2 separate regions of the Mus musculus genome follow, and region 2 is linked to region 1. A link is a loop called in an ENCODE intact Hi-C map of the cell type or tissue named here. Cell type or tissue: gastrocnemius. All regions are shown on one strand.

What was found. Peaks named below come from ENCODE experiments on the same cell type or tissue, not always from the same donor. Only the 100,000 strongest peaks of a DNase experiment are listed, where the experiment ranks them.
Region 2: a loop joins it to region 1, with 4 times the contacts of the local background. A loop is called at or near these places in 13 of 42 quality-filtered maps.

The regions. Positions count from the first base shown.
Region 1 is chr13:55,418,088-55,426,087 of GRCm38, forward strand. It overlaps F12 (coagulation factor XII (Hageman factor)), which reads right to left. Exons shown (of 14, transcript NM_021489.3): 3 at 4,586-4,685; 4 at 4,319-4,389; 5 at 3,880-3,990; 6 at 3,666-3,797; 7 at 3,438-3,542; 8 at 3,156-3,321; 9 at 2,888-3,060; 10 at 2,562-2,784; 11 at 2,260-2,396; 12 at 2,030-2,173; 13 at 265-413; 14 at 1-179. The coding sequence ends at 12. Among named protein-coding and RNA genes, the nearest start is that of F12, 4.7 kb to the right of the region's middle. In gastrocnemius, CTCF peaks have their summits at 2,586 (motif pointing right) and 3,216; DNase peaks (open chromatin) are centred at 154, 3,226 and 3,485; H3K4me3 peaks cover 1,110 bases; H3K27ac peaks cover 641 bases.
Region 2 is chr13:55,513,782-55,521,781 of GRCm38, forward strand. No RefSeq gene overlaps it. Among named protein-coding and RNA genes, the nearest start is that of Pdlim7, 4.3 kb to the left of the region's middle. In gastrocnemius, no CTCF peak of the experiment used is centred here; a DNase peak (open chromatin) is centred at 3,372; H3K4me3 peaks cover 293 bases; H3K27ac peaks cover 375 bases.

The sequences.
Region 1 (8,000 bases):
AGCCTGGTTAGTTATGAAGCAATATGCTTCTGGATCCAAGCCAGGTAGTTGGCCACGTCTGTGTAGACTCCGGGCTTGTTGCGGTCACCACAGCCGGAGCCCCAGCTGATGACTCCGCGCAGGGTGAGCTGATGTTCTGCAGTTCCTTCCTCACACACCAGAGGGCCCCCGGAGTCACCCTGGGTGGGGAACAGGCAGCACGTGGTTCTTGCCTTATGCTTGACAGGCAGGGACCAAGGTACCTACCAGGACCCCAGGGCTGACCTGGCAGGCATCGGTGCCTCCCTCCAAGAAGCCAGCGCAAAGCATCCCAGGGAGAATGGCGTCTCCGTGCACGTTAGAGTTGGAGCAGCGATCCAGGGCGATAAAGGGAACCTGTGCCTCCTGCAGGAAGGTGGAGTATTCTTCAGCCCCTGCAAATCAGAGGGGAGGACCTGAGCTTGCTGCGTGGGCCAGGCTACCAGACAATTCCCCACCTACTCCGCTTTGCTCCCTCACAGCAAGCCTGAGTGATAGGGACCTGCCAATAAGTATTTCATGGCAAGGACACTGAAGCCCAGAGAAGAGCAGGGCTTAAAACACAGGAAGCACTTCCTATCCTCTTCCACACAGTGGCTCAGAACCTGGCTCCCAGAATAGTTCTCTCCATTGTCTCCATTGCTCCAGCATGGGGACAAAGTCCTGGTTAAGCCTTTATAATTTGGAGCCCAAAAGAAGCACAAGACAGTTCAAGTCTCCCTGTAATCCTTGTGCTGGGTTACTGTCTGTCAATTTGACGCACTCAAGAGTCATCTAGGGGGGGAAGGAACCTCACCCGAAGAGATGCCTCCAGAAGATTGGCCTAGGGCAATATCTGTAGGGCATTTTCTTTTTTTTTTTTTTTAAAGATTTATTTATTAATTATATGTAAGTACACTGTAGCTGTCTTCAGACACTCCAGAAGAAGGCGCCAGATCTCGTTACAGATGGTTGTGAGCCACCATGTGGTTGCTGGGATTTGAACTCTGGACCTTCGGAAGAGCAGTCGGGTGCTCTTACCCACTGAGCCATCTCACCAGCCCCGGGCATTTTCTTGATTAATGGTTGATGTGAAAGGGCCCCGCCCACTGTGAGTGATGCCGCCCTGAACAGGTGGGCCTGGATTGTGTAAGAAAGAAACTGAGCCAGAAAGGTGCAAGCCTTTAATCCCAGCACTTGGGAGGCAAAGGCAGATGGAGTGCTTAAGGTTGAAGGCAGCCTGGTCTACAGAGCTGGACAGCTCCTGGACAGCTCCCGGACAGCTGGGACTACACAGAGAAACCCTGCCTTCAAAACAAAAAACAAAAACAAAACAAGAGGAAGAGGGGGAGAAAGAGGAGGAGGAGGAAGAGGAAGAGGAAGAGGAAGAGGAAAAGAGAAAAGCAAAGCAAAGTAAGCAAGCCGCAAGGTGTTGGGGGCTAGCTCAGAGGTTAAGAGCTCTTGCTGTTCTTGCAGAGGGCCTTGGTTCCGTTCCCAGCCCCCACACCGTGGTTTTTAACCTGTATTACAGATCTGGCTTCCCCTGTACCAGATGTACATATGGTGCACACATATGCTTGTAGGCAGACTCACATGCACATAAAATAAAAATAAGTGAATTTTTTAAAAAGAAAGCTGAACAAGCCATGAAGAGAAAGGCAGCAAGGAGTGTCCCTTTCCGTTTCCTGCCTCAGTTCCTGCCTCCACTCCCTGTTGTGGCTTCCTCAATGGTGGACAGCAAGAAACCCTGCAACCTCGGAAGCCAAATAAAACCTTTCCTGCCTAAGCTGGATTTGGTCATGGTGTTTAACGCCACAATAGAAGGCAAAAAACTAGAACAAACCTCAAGGGGCTCTGGAATCTCGACAGAGAATTCTAGAATCTGGGAAAGTCACGCTACAGAGACAAGGGCTCTGTGCGTTTTTTACAACTGTCATGTCAGTGAAACTTGTCCCCCAGATTCATCGGGGCGTACCAACTGCGCTCCTAGATAACCAAAAGTCTCCAACCAGCGCCCAACAGTTGTGCCTACCCTCGAACTGGTGACCCCAGCCGGCCACCTCGCAGAGCACTGTCTCAGAGGGTGGGGCCGCGCCGCTGGGTAGACACACAGGCTGAACGTGAGGTGACAGGATCGCGCAACTGTTGGTTTTGCTTTCCTGCAGGCGCAGCAGAGCTACCCCGAGAGGCAAAGGTTAGATGGCGACATAGGGCCCCAGCCCTCCGCCATCCTTTCTCCCTATCCCTGTAGGGCCACCCCACCCAAGTCGTGCTGGTAGGTGATGGAGGAGAAGCCCTCGTGAAGGCGGTAGGAGCGCACAGCCAGAGTCTGGCACCACTCGCAGCTCTGGTTGTGGCGATCTTGACCAAGTACCACTGTCAGTTCCTCGGGCGCTGGCCTGCAGTCGGGTGGGGGACAGGCAGCAGGCTCAGACCGGCTACAAATGCTCTGGGGGTGCCTTAGTTTCCAACCCCTCGAGGGAGCTCAAGAATGGCGGGCAGGGAAAGAGTAGGGTGCGGGTACGGTAGGAGCGGTCTAGGGGGTCACCGAGGGTGGCACTTGCCGATTCTGCAGGCAGTGAGCCGCGGTCAGCACCCAACAGGGGGCGATGAGACTGCCCGCGCAGAAGTTGTTACCCCAGTACAGTGCAGCGATGTAGGGGTGCGACCCAGGCAGAGCCACTAGTCCGCCCACCACGCGCATGAACGAGGACAGTCCCTTGCGGAACCTCTGTCCGCAGCCCATCGTGTTGGTCTTGGACAGAGAAGTCTGATGATCGGTCGAGTCTGTGGAAGGAGAGACTGGCTGAGGCCATGGATACCTGGCACGGGCTGCCAGGAATAAGAGAGACCCATGTCCTCTGCGCCGGGACCCCCTCCTCTGCCTAACCATTTGGTGCATGGGACAGAGATGGTGCCTGGGACGGGGACTCCTCCTGACTCTCAGGGACAACTAGAGGTGCAAACGTTGGCGTCTGGCACTGCTCCAGGCCGCAATAGTCCCAGCTCAGCCTGTCGCCACTCCAGACGAAGCACCATGGACGTGTGTCATTATCTGGGTTCCTGCAATCTCAAGAGGGAGCACTGTTAGAACGTGGGGAGGCCCTCGAGGACCCTAAGAGAAAGCAAGTTCCCCTGCCCGGTCCCTTCTCGCGAACCGGCAAAATGCGTGGTGGCCCAGGCCCCAGCTTAGCGCTTGCTTCTCAGTCATGTTCCGGTAGGTGGCCTCCACGGTCCACCGCTGACATGGCGCACCCGATTGCGTAGTTCCAGCCTGGCCCCGGTAGCTGAGCCCCCTGCCTTCATAGCAGGTCGCCCAAAGGTCTAGAGAAAGAGAGATGGCTCCCTGCAGTCGGCGGATGAGTCTGTTGGAGCCCTCTGGTTCACTTCCATTCTCTCTATCCACCTCCGCAAGCCTTTCCACACGGGGTCTTACTCACCCAAGTCGCAAAAATATCCAGTGTAGCCTGTAGGGCAACGGCACAGTGGGTGGTCCTCCACGAGGAGGCAGCTGCCCCCATTAAGGCACGGATTGATGCTGCAGGCTGGGGGTGGGGTGGGGAGAGGTGCAAACTGAGCCTTACCTGTGTACATCATTGCACCCAGCCTTCTACCAGGGGTTCCTGACTCTCTGCCCTCCTCCCCACAGTCCCTGCACACCCACTTACCCTGGCTGGCCACCGGCTTGCAGTGAGCCTCAGAACCTTTGCACTCGCACCTGGCCACACCTCCTGGCCCCGTTCTAAACCATAGCTCATTCTCGTGGAAGAACTTGAGAAGCTGAGGCTCAAAGCATTTCTCTGGGGACACAAGGAAGTCAATGGGACCATGGCAAAGCACCGGGTCTCCAGGGACATCTTGCTGGGAGGCAGTTCCTCTTACCTTTCTGGCAATGTTTCCCAGTGAGGTGTTCAGGGCAGAGACAGTGTGGCCCATTGGGGGTGTTGATACATGTCCCTCCTTTGTGGCACGGGTTGTGTTTGCTGCAATGGTCTGAGAGGTAGATAACAAGAGCGAAGCACTTCCGGAGTCGGAAGGACATATGTAGGGACCAATACCCTGCCTGCACCTGCTTGTCATCAAACCATAGAACCCCAAGCTTCTAGACCCTCAAGCTCATCTGGACAATGGTGGCCTCTTTCCCCAGAATTCTTCCTCTGACTTTTGAAAGAATGCTGTAAGAGAAGGAAAAGGGCGGGGCCCAGAATCCCAAGTGTTTGGCATCTGATGATGCTTAGTAGGTGAGTAGGTGTGTGGGAACGGAGTGAGCAGCAAGACACACACAGCCTTGAGCCACCCGGGGCCTGCATGCCATACATACCTTTCACTTTCTTGGGCTCCAAGCAGTATCCCCATTGCTGATCTTCATCAAAGTTGGGGGTGGTAGCACACCTGGGGGATAGATGAGGTTTCCCTGCAGTGCCTGAGGCTGGCTAGGCTAGCCTTGCTTCACACACACACACAAACACACACACACACACACACACACACACACACACACCTTTTGACCAAACACGATGCTTAGATAGCTAGACAGAGTCCATTTCATCCAGCCCCCTCCCCCAACCCCTATTAGAAAATGTCTTACCAGGGGCGGGAGCCTGGCCGCCTTTTGTGGATGCATTTGTGGTGTAGCTGACGGTGGTACTGAAAGGGAAAATGGCAGAGCCTCCCATCCACAGTGAGAACTGTAGGAACACCACACCTCAGAGCCCTGCCCTGAGACCCAGCTGCCCACCCTCTGCCTCACAGGGCCTGATTTGGAAAAAGGTCAGCTATGCATTCAAGACTGCATCCTGCTTAGAAAGTAGGCTTCTAGAGTCAGACAGCTGGAATAGATATCTGACCCTGAGCAAGTCTGAAACACAGGTGCATGTCACAAAGTTGAGCTCATTAAAGATTTAGGTCACACGCCTTTCATCCCAGAATTTGGGAGGCTGAGGCAGGCGGATCTCTGTGAGTTCAAGGCCAGCCTGGTCTACAGAATGAGTTCCAGGACAGCCAGGTCTATTACACAGAGATAGCCTGTCTACAAAACAAACAAACAAACAAACAAACAAACAAACAAACAAACAAACACTTAGGTCCCTTGGCCATTTTTGGCTTAGTAAACTGGCAACAGTAATGCAACTGCCAATCCTCACTGACTTTATATTTGTGAACCTGCCTGCTTTGTTTTGTTTTGTTTTTTGTTTTGTTCCCCCACCCCCACCCCCAAGACAGGGTTTCTTTGTGTAGCCCTGGCTGTCCTGGAACTCACTGTGTAGACCAGGCTGGCCTCAAACTCAGAAATTCACCTGCCTCTGCCTGCCAAGTGCTGGGATTAAAGGCACCCCCCCACCACTGCCCCTGCCTGCTTTGTAAACATTTATTTGTAAGCCCCCTCCAACCCAATACTTGTGACTCAGGCTGAGGATATAGGTCAGTCGTGTAGTGCTTGCTCACAAGTCAGCACAAGGCCAAAGAAAGCCAAAGAAACTGCCAACGTTCACAGTGCCTTCATGATCTTTATGGAATTGAATGGGTCAGTGAAAGATGCTCGAACACACACACATACACACACATGTACTTGCACACACACACGCACACATATACACACATACACACACACAAACACACACACATATGTACATACACATACACACATGCACTTGCACACACACATACACACACACTTCTTTTTAAAGAGGGCCAGAGTTTTAACTCAGTGGCCAAGCATTTGCCTGGCATACACAAGGCTCTAGGTTCGATCCTCAGTACTTCAGGGAGACAGAGTGGTTCTATGTGTATGCCCAAGTGTTACCTGAGGCTCCTACTTGCAAGAACACAAGAAGTTGTATGCGCCTTATGAAGAAAACGTGTCAGGGACACCTTGTCAGGCAGGCAGTAATAGTGGCATCGGCCATTAGATTAGTGTTTAAGGGATCAACAACATGCACACTGAATAATGTCTTTAAACAGAATCCAGATGTAACAAGATTACATGCTAATGATTGGTGAAAATGTCATAGCCAGAGGCTCACGGAACCTAATTTGTGAACGGAATCACTGAATTTGTGAACTTGATGTTCATGGTAGCTGAGAAAAGTATAGTTAATCATAAGAAATAATTATTGGGGCTGGCGAGATGGCTCAGTGGTTAAGAGCGCCGACTGCTCTTCCGAAGGTCCCGAGTTCAAATCCCAGCAACCACATGGTGGCTCACAACCATCCGTAACAAAATCTGATGCCCTCTTCTGGAGTATCTGAGGACAGCTACAGTGTACTTACATATAATAAATAAATAAATCTTAAAAAAAAAAAGAAATAATTATTGGGGCTATGGGAGGGTTTGGAGGGAAGAAAGGGAGGGGGATGATATGATTATATATATGTATATATATATGTGTATATATATATGTGTATATATATATATACGTATACACACACACACACACATATATATGTGTATATATATATATATATATATATATATATATATATTGTTTTTGTTTTCGAGACAGGGTTTCTCTGTGTAGCCCTGGCTGTCCTGGAACTCACTGTGTAGAGCAGGCTGGCCTCGAACTCAGAAATCTGCCTGCCTCTGCCTCCCAAGTGCTAGGATTAAAGGCATGTGCCACCACTGCCCAGTGATGTAATTATATTATAATCTCAAAGAGAAAATGAAAAAGAAATCACTGTCTACTTCAGGGGAACACCGTGAGGCTTAGTGGCAATGCTTGGGACATTGAGTCCAGGACTCAGTAGGTGCTCAACAAATGTGTTTTGTTTCTTCCTCTTCTTCTTCTTCTTCTTCTTCTTCTTCTTCTTCTTCTTCTTCTTCTTCTTCTTCTTTTCTCCTTTTAGTGGCAATTTAGCAACAGGGTGATAGAGAGAGGGAAGGGTCCTAGAACTTGGAGACAGGGGGCCATGGTGGGTCAGGTTGAAAGGGACAGCAGCTGATTGGCTTAGAGTGGTTAGGACAGAAGCCTGGAGGGTCACACTGAGTTGGGCTTCAGTGAGAGACATCACACTACAAGCCTCAGCTTGACCCCACAGACAAGGCTCACTGTGGTAGAGTTCTGTACTCACAAGTCCTATAGCAGGGTTTGGGGCAGGATGGGGGTGGAACCCTTCACCTAAGTCAAATTTACTAAAAGTTAAGATTTTTTTTCTTGGGCTGGAAAAATGGCTCAGCATTTGAGATCTACTGTCTGTTCTTGTAGAGGTCCTGAGTTCAACTCCCAGCAACCACATGGTGGCTCACAGCTATCTGTAATGAGATCTGATACCCTCTTCTGGCATACAGGTGTACATGCAGATAGAACACTCATACATAAAATAAATAAATAAATCTTTAAAAAAGAATTGTTCTTTCTTTAATTAATTAATTATTTACTATATGTGTTGCTGTCTTCAGACAGACCAGAAAAAGGCATCAGATCCCAGTACAGATAGATGGTTGTGAGCCACCATGTGGTTGTTGGGAATTGAACTCAGGACCTCTGGAAGAGCAGCCAGTGCTCTTAACCTCTGAGTTATCTCTCCAGCTTAAGAAAGAATTTTTTCTTTAAAATTAAAAAAAAAAGGAATTTTTTCCCCTCACAGTGCTGCAGACCAAACCCAGGTGTGTGTGCGTGCATGTTGGGCAAGTGCTCTGCCAGTGAGCTATGCCCTAGCCTAAGAGCTAACATGTTAGGGCATTTTCCTGGCAGCAGCATCTACAACAATGAGGAACCCTTTCTCCTCAGCAACCCGTCTAACTTTTCAGACAGGGAAAAATGAAGCAGAGAGTAAACTCACAAGTGAGAAAGTTAGGGTTTGGAGACAACTTGGGGTGTCTGTGATCTTGGGTGAGTCTAAAGCTCTGTTCTGGCTCCCATCGCCCACTGAAGCTCTGAACTCTACCGGTTATGTCTGACATTCTCCAGGAGTGTTGAAAGGAAAGGGAGGAAGATGGGGAAACTGGCGAGCACTTGTTGGTGTGCAGGTGTGATGACATCATCAGATGACATCATCTCCAA
Region 2 (8,000 bases), 96 kb after region 1:
ACTGTTAGAGGTCAATATTGTCAGCATCATCAGATTTCAGATTCTCTAGGAACTGGAGAAGCGAGATAGGGTAGTTTCAAGTTAGGCTTCCTGGTGTTCGGGATGTAGCTTAGTGGTGGAGCTCAGTAGCTAAGCTCTCTGGAGGCCCTTGTTTCAGTCCTCAACACCAAACCCAACCAAAGGCTTGCAGGATATAACAAACAAGTAAATACATACATAGTAAGAGCCAACGGGGGCGGGCTTAGCGCCACTTGTTGTCTGACGGTGTAAGTAGAGTCCACAGCCATGGGACTTCCACCCAGAGCCCCCAGAACCACTATTGGAATGGATTGTTTCCCATTTAACCCCAGTCCAGAGTACACAGTTCTTCCAATGCGGTTGGGATGGAAGGGGCTGCCACGGAGTGTTCTCAGAGCCCCTGCTTTAGCCTCGGTCTTAGCCAAGGGTGGGCAGAAGGAAAAGCTGAGCTCTCCTGAATGTTTGAGTCAGTAGAGAGGTGCACAGCCTCCCCTTGCCCAGCCCCCCCATCATCACACCCCCTCTTCCCCATCATTGTCCCAAGTACATAAATTCTTATGGGAGTTGTCATCCTTGAAGAAATCCTCTTCAGGTGGGTCTCTGAGTTCAAGGCCAGACTGACTGATCTATGTAGTGAGTTCCAGGACAGCCAAGGCTACACAGAGAAACCGTGTCTCGAAAAACTGAAGAAAAAAAAAAACCAAAAAAACAAAACCACCCTCTTTAGCTATCTGCTATGCTTCTGTCTCCATCACGTTTCCCTCTTTGTCCCTCGTCCCCTATACTATTGACTCTTTCTCCAGGTCTTCTATGACCTCAATTAAGTCAGCTGCAGCCTTCAGGTTTCATCCTGTTCTGACAGGAATGCTGGTCTACACCAGGTTGATCAGGGGTTTTTTCTTTTTCCATTCCTTCATTTCTATCTTCTTCTTCCCACCCCCACCCCCCCAGATACAGCGCCTTCTTCTGACCTCTCTAGGCATCTGGTGCACACATAGCGCACATATGCATGCAGGGAAAACGCCCATACGCATAAAATAAGGTCTCCTTGGGTAGACTGGCTTGAACTTGCATGGGTTCCCAGATCTTCCAGCTCTTCCCTCCGGAGGGCTGAGATCATACCAAGCCCAGCAGCTTCCTCATCTAAAATCCCAATCTTTCTAGCTTCAAGGCTTCCTTCCCTCTATAACACTTCATCGGCCTCCAGTCTTTGGCCATTTGGTCATGAAACTCACACCTTAAGAGCCCTTACTCTCCTTTGGCTTTCAATAACACTGAAAATGGTCAGCCCGAGCTCTTTCCTCAAGAACTGCAGACACCAATAATGTATACCTTGTCTACGTGTCTGCCAGGAAGGTTTCTCAAACAATCCAAGTTTGTGCTTTCTTCTCACTCCTTCCTGGTCTCAGCCAATGACATCATTCACCTGGTTGGTTCCGCAGAACCTATGAAATTATATGTCTCTTCTCATCTACATCATCTCCCGATGTTCTCACAGCTAACCCTTGCTGCTGTTTCACCCATACACATAAAATAAGGTCTCCTTGTGTAGACTGGCTTGAACAGCAGCAGCTAACTCTTGCTGCTGTTTCACCTCCATCGAATGCTTCAACACCTACGAGCCTCCTTGCTGACCGCCCCGCTATCACCCTTGCCTCCCCCCACCCCACCCCCCAGTCTTCTTGCCGTTGCGGATGTGATATTCTTAAAACAGAGATCACACTTCATCTTTTTAGCATTCCAGTGGGCTCACACTCGATTTAAAATAAAACTAAAATCCTTAAGACCTACCCAAGACTAAGAAACTGGGTCAAGTGTTGGGCCTGGCAGCACAGGGCCTGTGTAATTCCAGCTACTGGGGAAAAGGGGGGTTACATGTTCAAGGCCAGCCTAGGCCATTTAATGAGACCCTGCTTCAAAATAAGTAAAAGGAGAAAAAAGAAAGAAAAGAAAAGAAATACAATAAAAATAAGGGAAAGGAGGAGGTTATGCTTAGCTTCTTGGGGAAGATGTTAAGTCTGACTCTCTAAGACATGAAAAAGAAATAAAACTGGCAGAGCTCTTTCACACTCGCCCACTCCACTTAGCCCACTCTGGCCCTGGTTCTACACCCCCAAGTATATTCTCGCCTTAGGGCCCCTTTGCATTTCACAATTTCTTTATCTTCAAACACTTTTTTTTTCTTTTTTAAAAAACATTTACTTGTTTATTTTCTATATATGAGTACACTGTCACTCTCTTCAGACACACCAGAGGAGGGCATCAGATTCCATTACAGATGGTTGTGAGCCATCATGGGGTTGCTGGGAGTTGAACTCAGGACCTTCAGAAGAGCAGTCAGTGCTCTTCTTCTTCTTTTTCTTCTTCTTCTTCTTCTTCTTCTTCTTCTTCTTCTTCTTCTTCTTCTTCTTCTTCTTCTTTTCTTTTTCTTCTTTTTCTTTTTCTTTTCTTTCTTTTTTCTTTTCTTTTCTTTTCTTTCTTTCTTTCTTTTTTTTTTTTTTTTGAGACACGGTTTCTCTGTGTATCCCTGGCTGTCCTGAAACTCACTCTGTAGACCAGGCTGGCCTCAAACTCAGAAATCCACCTGCCCCTGCCTCCCGAGTGCTGGGATTACAGGCATGTGCCACCACACCCCGCTGCAGTCAGTGCTCTTAACCACTGAGCCATCTCTCCAGCCCAACTATTTTTTTTTCTGTAGGGATCTAAAAGCCTTATTTTTTTTTTCTCTGTTTGAATACTGCCTCCTCCTGGGGTCTTCTCCGAGCACCCCATCTGGAACAGCAGTCCCCACTGGAGAGATGGCACAGCAGTTAAGAGCACCAGCGGATCTTTCAAAGGACCCAGGTTTGATTCTCAGAACCCACATGGTGGCTCACAACCATTTGTAATTCTAATTCCAGGGGGTTTCAGACACCCTCTGCTGGCTTCCCTGTGTACCAGGCATGTACATGGTGCGTAGATTATACATGCAGACAGACAAATAGAATAAACAAAGACATTTTAAATATTTAAAACAGCAGTTCCATGATACCATACCTGTATCATACCCTAGTCCTTTAACCTACTTTGTTTTCCCCATAGCACTTTCCACCCTGTGATATACTGTGCCCCTATTGTGCCTGCCCTCAGAACCTGCACGGAGTTGATATGATCAGATGAAGGAAGGCTTGCAAAGGTGCAATGAAGGAAAGAGAATGGCACTTCGACGGCTCCTGGCCATCTGCCGGCCGACAGGAAAGGCTTCCAAGGACCTTTCTTGCTCCACAGAAAGGCATGGGCCTGGGTGCATCTTTTTGGATCTTCTCAAGAACACACAGCCTCCAGGTTTGGAACAGGCAGGGACTAGGAAGGATACAGCGCCCTCTGGTGGCCAGGATCCCTGCAGCTCCATGGCCAGGTCTCTTAGTTCTGAAGGTCTTCTAAACTAGTTGGAAGAAGATGGAAATCCCCATGCAACTGAGACTTTGACTGTTTTTTGTTTTGTTTGTTTGTTTTTTGCTTTTTTTTTTTGAGACAGAGTCTTTTTTTAAAATATGTATTTATTTATTATATGGAAGTACACTGTAGCTGTCTTCAGACACTCCAGAAGAGGGAGTCAGATCTCCTTACAGATGGTTGTGAGCCACCATGTGGTTGCTGGCATTTGAACTCAGGACCTCTGGAAGAGCAGTCAGTGTGCTTAACCTTGTACATTCTGGAAAACTCTCTACCACTGAGTCATATCCCCAGCCCTGAAACTGGGATTTTTAATGAAGAAGAGGTTAACAGACCAAAGCCTCCAGAGTTCTGGATTCCAGTTTTGGTTATGACCAGGACTCCGGTGTGTCCTTGTTTTTGGTGAAGTAGCAAGGGCTGTGACTACCCACTGAGGGAGAAGGCCTCCATGCCGCAGCTGCTCAGGTGAGGTTTCCTGGCCTTGTGGCTCTACGATTGCTTGATTGGTTGTGGGCGATGCTGTTTTGCCAGGACTGTTTGTGCTAACCTGACTCTCAGCATCTAACATCCTTCTAGACTTTTCTTTTTGTTCTCAAACACGCCTTGGGAGAGTAATGCACTGAGTCCCAACTTCTAACTTCTCGTCCCACATTAAAGTTGGAGATATTTTTCTTTCAGCAGTATTGGTGGGCAAGGGTTTCACATCTATTAGATAAGTGTTATCACCCTTTAGCTACAGCCCTAGACCCAGGATTGTCTTTTAGATATCCAGATGTCCAGTGTGCAGTGGGATTCTTAGATCTGTAGTGAGCATGAAGTATGTGTGTGTGTGTGCATGTACAAGTGTGCCTACATGCATACGTTTGTGTGTATGTGCACATGCATGCATGTGAGTGTGTATTGCATGTGTGTTCATGCATGTGTGAGTGTGTATATCTGTGTGTAAGTGTGTATGTGTGTGCATGTTCAAAGATTTATAGCGAACAGGGGAGAGTTGTATTATTCCTAGGTATTGCAGGCATTTGTGAGCCACTTCATGTGGGTGCTGAGAAACAAACTCCTCCTCTGGTAGAACAGTAAGCACTTAACCACTAAGCCACTTCTCCATCCCCAGAAAGTCTATGTTGAAGGAAGACATGCCTTTGAAAACTACCAGTATTTAAATGGCCTTTAAAATGTAGTGATGTGTAAAGGCTGGAGAGATTTTGCAGTTAAGAACAATTTTGCTCTTGTAGAGTACCCAAGTTTGGTTCCTAGTACCCACATTGTGACTAATAATGGGTCTAAAACTCCAGAGGGTATCTAAGCACTCTGACCTCTTCTGGCTGCCATGGGCATGCCATACACTTCATGCACACAGACACACAAGTGACACACACATAAATATAAATAAATCACTGTGGTGGTGGTGGCACACACCTTTGATCCCAGAACATAGGAGGCAGAGGCAGATGGATCTCTGAGTTCGAGGCCAGCCTGGTCTATAGAGTTCCAGGATAGCCAGAGATATACAGAGAAACCCTGTCTCAGAAAAATAATAAACAAACAAACAAGCAAATCTTTTTTTTTCTTTTTTTTTTAAATGTACTGCATTATCCATGGTTGTTTTTTGTGTTTTGTTTTGTTTTTGTTTTTGTTTTTGAAACAAGTATTCATTGTATACCCTGGCTGGTATAGAACTCACTCCATAGACCAAGCTAGCCTCCAACTCACAGAGATCTACCTGCCTCTGGTTCCCAGGCACTGGGACCAAAGGCATGAGCCAAGATGCCTGGTGAGTTATCCACTTTTTTTTTTTAAAGATTTATTTATTATATGTAAGTACACTGTAGCTGTCTTCAGACACTCCAGAAGAGGGAGTCAGATCTCATTACGGATGGTTGTGAGCCACCATGTGGTTGCTGGGATTTGAACTGCGGACCTTCGGAAGAGCAGTCAGTGCTCTTACCCACTGAGCCATCTCACCAGCCCCCAAATAAGCAAATCTTAAGAAAATGAAGGCAGTGATTAGCTTACCTACACCAGTGGTGCTCAGCTCAGGACACATGTCAGAATAATCCCAGAATTTGAAAACCCAAACACCAATGCCAAAGTCCCTTGTCCCCAACTGATTTAAAAAACAAACAAACAAACAAACAAAAAACAAAAAACAAAAAAACCAGAGCTGTACGTGTGAGCCTAGCCATGGGCACTCTTCAGAGGCTTCCAGACGACTTGACAGGCTGATCTGCAAGAACTCTGAGAGGATCAGTAACAGAGAAGATAGCAGAAGAGCTGGGGCTGCTTCTGGAGGAACATTTGGCTAGCTGGACAATAGCTTTGGCTTCCATCCCTGAGCACTGGAAAAACGTGAGCCAATCTGGAGGAGACGCTGTAATTGTGCAGAAAAGACCACTGATGCTTTCAGGAAGGACAAGGAGTCCTGCCAAGGAGCAGAGGGGTCCCAGGGTCTCAATGTGTAGCTTGGTCTGGCAGGGAGTCCGTGACTTTGAAACATTATGTAATGGAAAAGTAGAAAAAGAGGAAACTGAAGTTAGGGAGAGAGGGGGCAAGAAACTGGAAATGAGAGTAATTCAATGGTTTCAAGGAGCTTCAGTGTGAGCAGAACCGAGAAGTGGGAGGAGGAGGCAGACAGGGAACGTGAGGGCCATGGAAGGTTGTTCTTCGTACTTGAAATCAGAGAGCATCTGTCATTTCTCTGGTATTGGAAATGGTGATGGTGGGCTGGAGAGATGGCTCAGTGGTGAAGAGCACTGACTGTTCTTCCAGAGGTCCTGAGTTCAATTCCCAGCAAGCACATGGTGGCTCACAACCATCTATAATTGGATCTTATGCCCTCTTCTGGTGTGCCTGAAGATAGCAACAATGTACTCATATACATAAAATAAATAAGTAAATCTTTAAAAAAATAAAGAAAGAAAGGAAGGAAGAAAATGGCAAGATGCTAATGTCAGTGAATGAATGAATGAATGAATGAATGAGGAAAAGTCCCACAAAGAAACTAACTGGACACTTCCCATGGGAGCACAATCTAGAGACAAACACTCCTTCTGTAGGGCCAGGAAGGAAAAGATGCATGAAGATGCTGGACCCTTTGTTAGTACAGCAGAGGAGGGCAGAAGTTCACGTCTGCTCACTGCTGAGTCCTGACAGCGTCTAGGAGGTGGGGGTAGGTGGAAGTGGAAGGCTTGAAGATGTCTTAGTTACTGCTCTGCTGCTGTGATAGGATGTCCTGACTAAGGCACTTTACACAAGAAAGCATTTACCTGGTGACTTGTTGACAGTTTCAGAGAATTACTGCGTGTTCATCCTGGTGGGGTGCGTGGCAGTATGAAAGTCAGGCATGGCACTGGAGCAGTAGCTGAGAGCTCACATCTGATCCACAAGCGGGAGACAGAAAGAGAGAGACTCTTCCTAGCATGGCTTTTTGAAACCTTAGAGCTTAACCCCAGTGACACACCCCCTTATCAAGGCCACACCTCCCAATCCTTCCCAAACAGTTCCACTAACTGGGGACCAAGCATTCGAACTTATGGGTCTATGGGTGTCATTCGCATTCAAACCTGCACAGCATGGCTCCTCTGGGACAGTAGCAGCGCAGGAAGCCTGCAGGACCTGCCTATGTGAGACAACAGTCAAGTCTTTGTAAGTGGATTTCTCCAGATGTGAGCAGATGTCAGTGGATTCGCCAGAGGCTGAGGGCTTGACCAGTCACATGAAGTAGGAGGGGAGGAGCAACTCCAAGTGCGAGGTGTGGGGGAAGTAGAGTGGAAGGTAAGAGGCAGCCGGAAGATGCTAGGAGCAAGGCTGATTGTCACTGTCTTGAGCACAGGGCTTGGGAGTGTCAACATGTGGGCAAGATGAACCTGGGTGTCTCTAAGCTCATTGTTGAGAGGCCAGGGCATGAGGTTAAGGCAAGTGGAAGTGCCAGAGATTCTGTCTCTAAAGGAGGTGCAGCTGAAGCAGGAAGTCCAAGGATTGAGAAGCCAGGTACTTGGTAGCCGGAGCAGCTTCTTACGCACAAGTGGAGCAGAGTCCAGAAGCAGCAGGGAGCAGAAAACAGGCACTGGTAAATTATCTCGCTCTGGAAGGCTGGCACCTGGAGAACACGGGCTGTTCCTCTCATCCCTGGAACAGCGTAGGCAACTGGTAAAACTCTCTGCATGTGCATGTGTATGGCATGTGTGCATGAGTGTGAGTTTCATATACATGTGTGTGTGTGTGTGTGTGTGTGCTGTGTTTAAGTCAAACGTTAACAATGAGCATCTTTCTTCACCGCCTTCTACTTTGCTCTGAGTCTCTGAAGCTGTGGCTCACTGATTCTAGCTAGTCCACCTAGCCAGTTTGCCATGGGGATCTTGTCTCTGCCTGCCAGGAGCTGAGGATACAGGTAGCATCTCACCATAGCTGTTTTGTGGGTTCACACATTCTTTATTTGGCAAGCTATCATCCCACCCACAATCTCAGCAGAACTTATAAAGAGAATAGTTGTTTCCTTTGTTCTTTATGTGTACAAATTTTTTTTTTCTGAGACAGGGTTTCTCTGT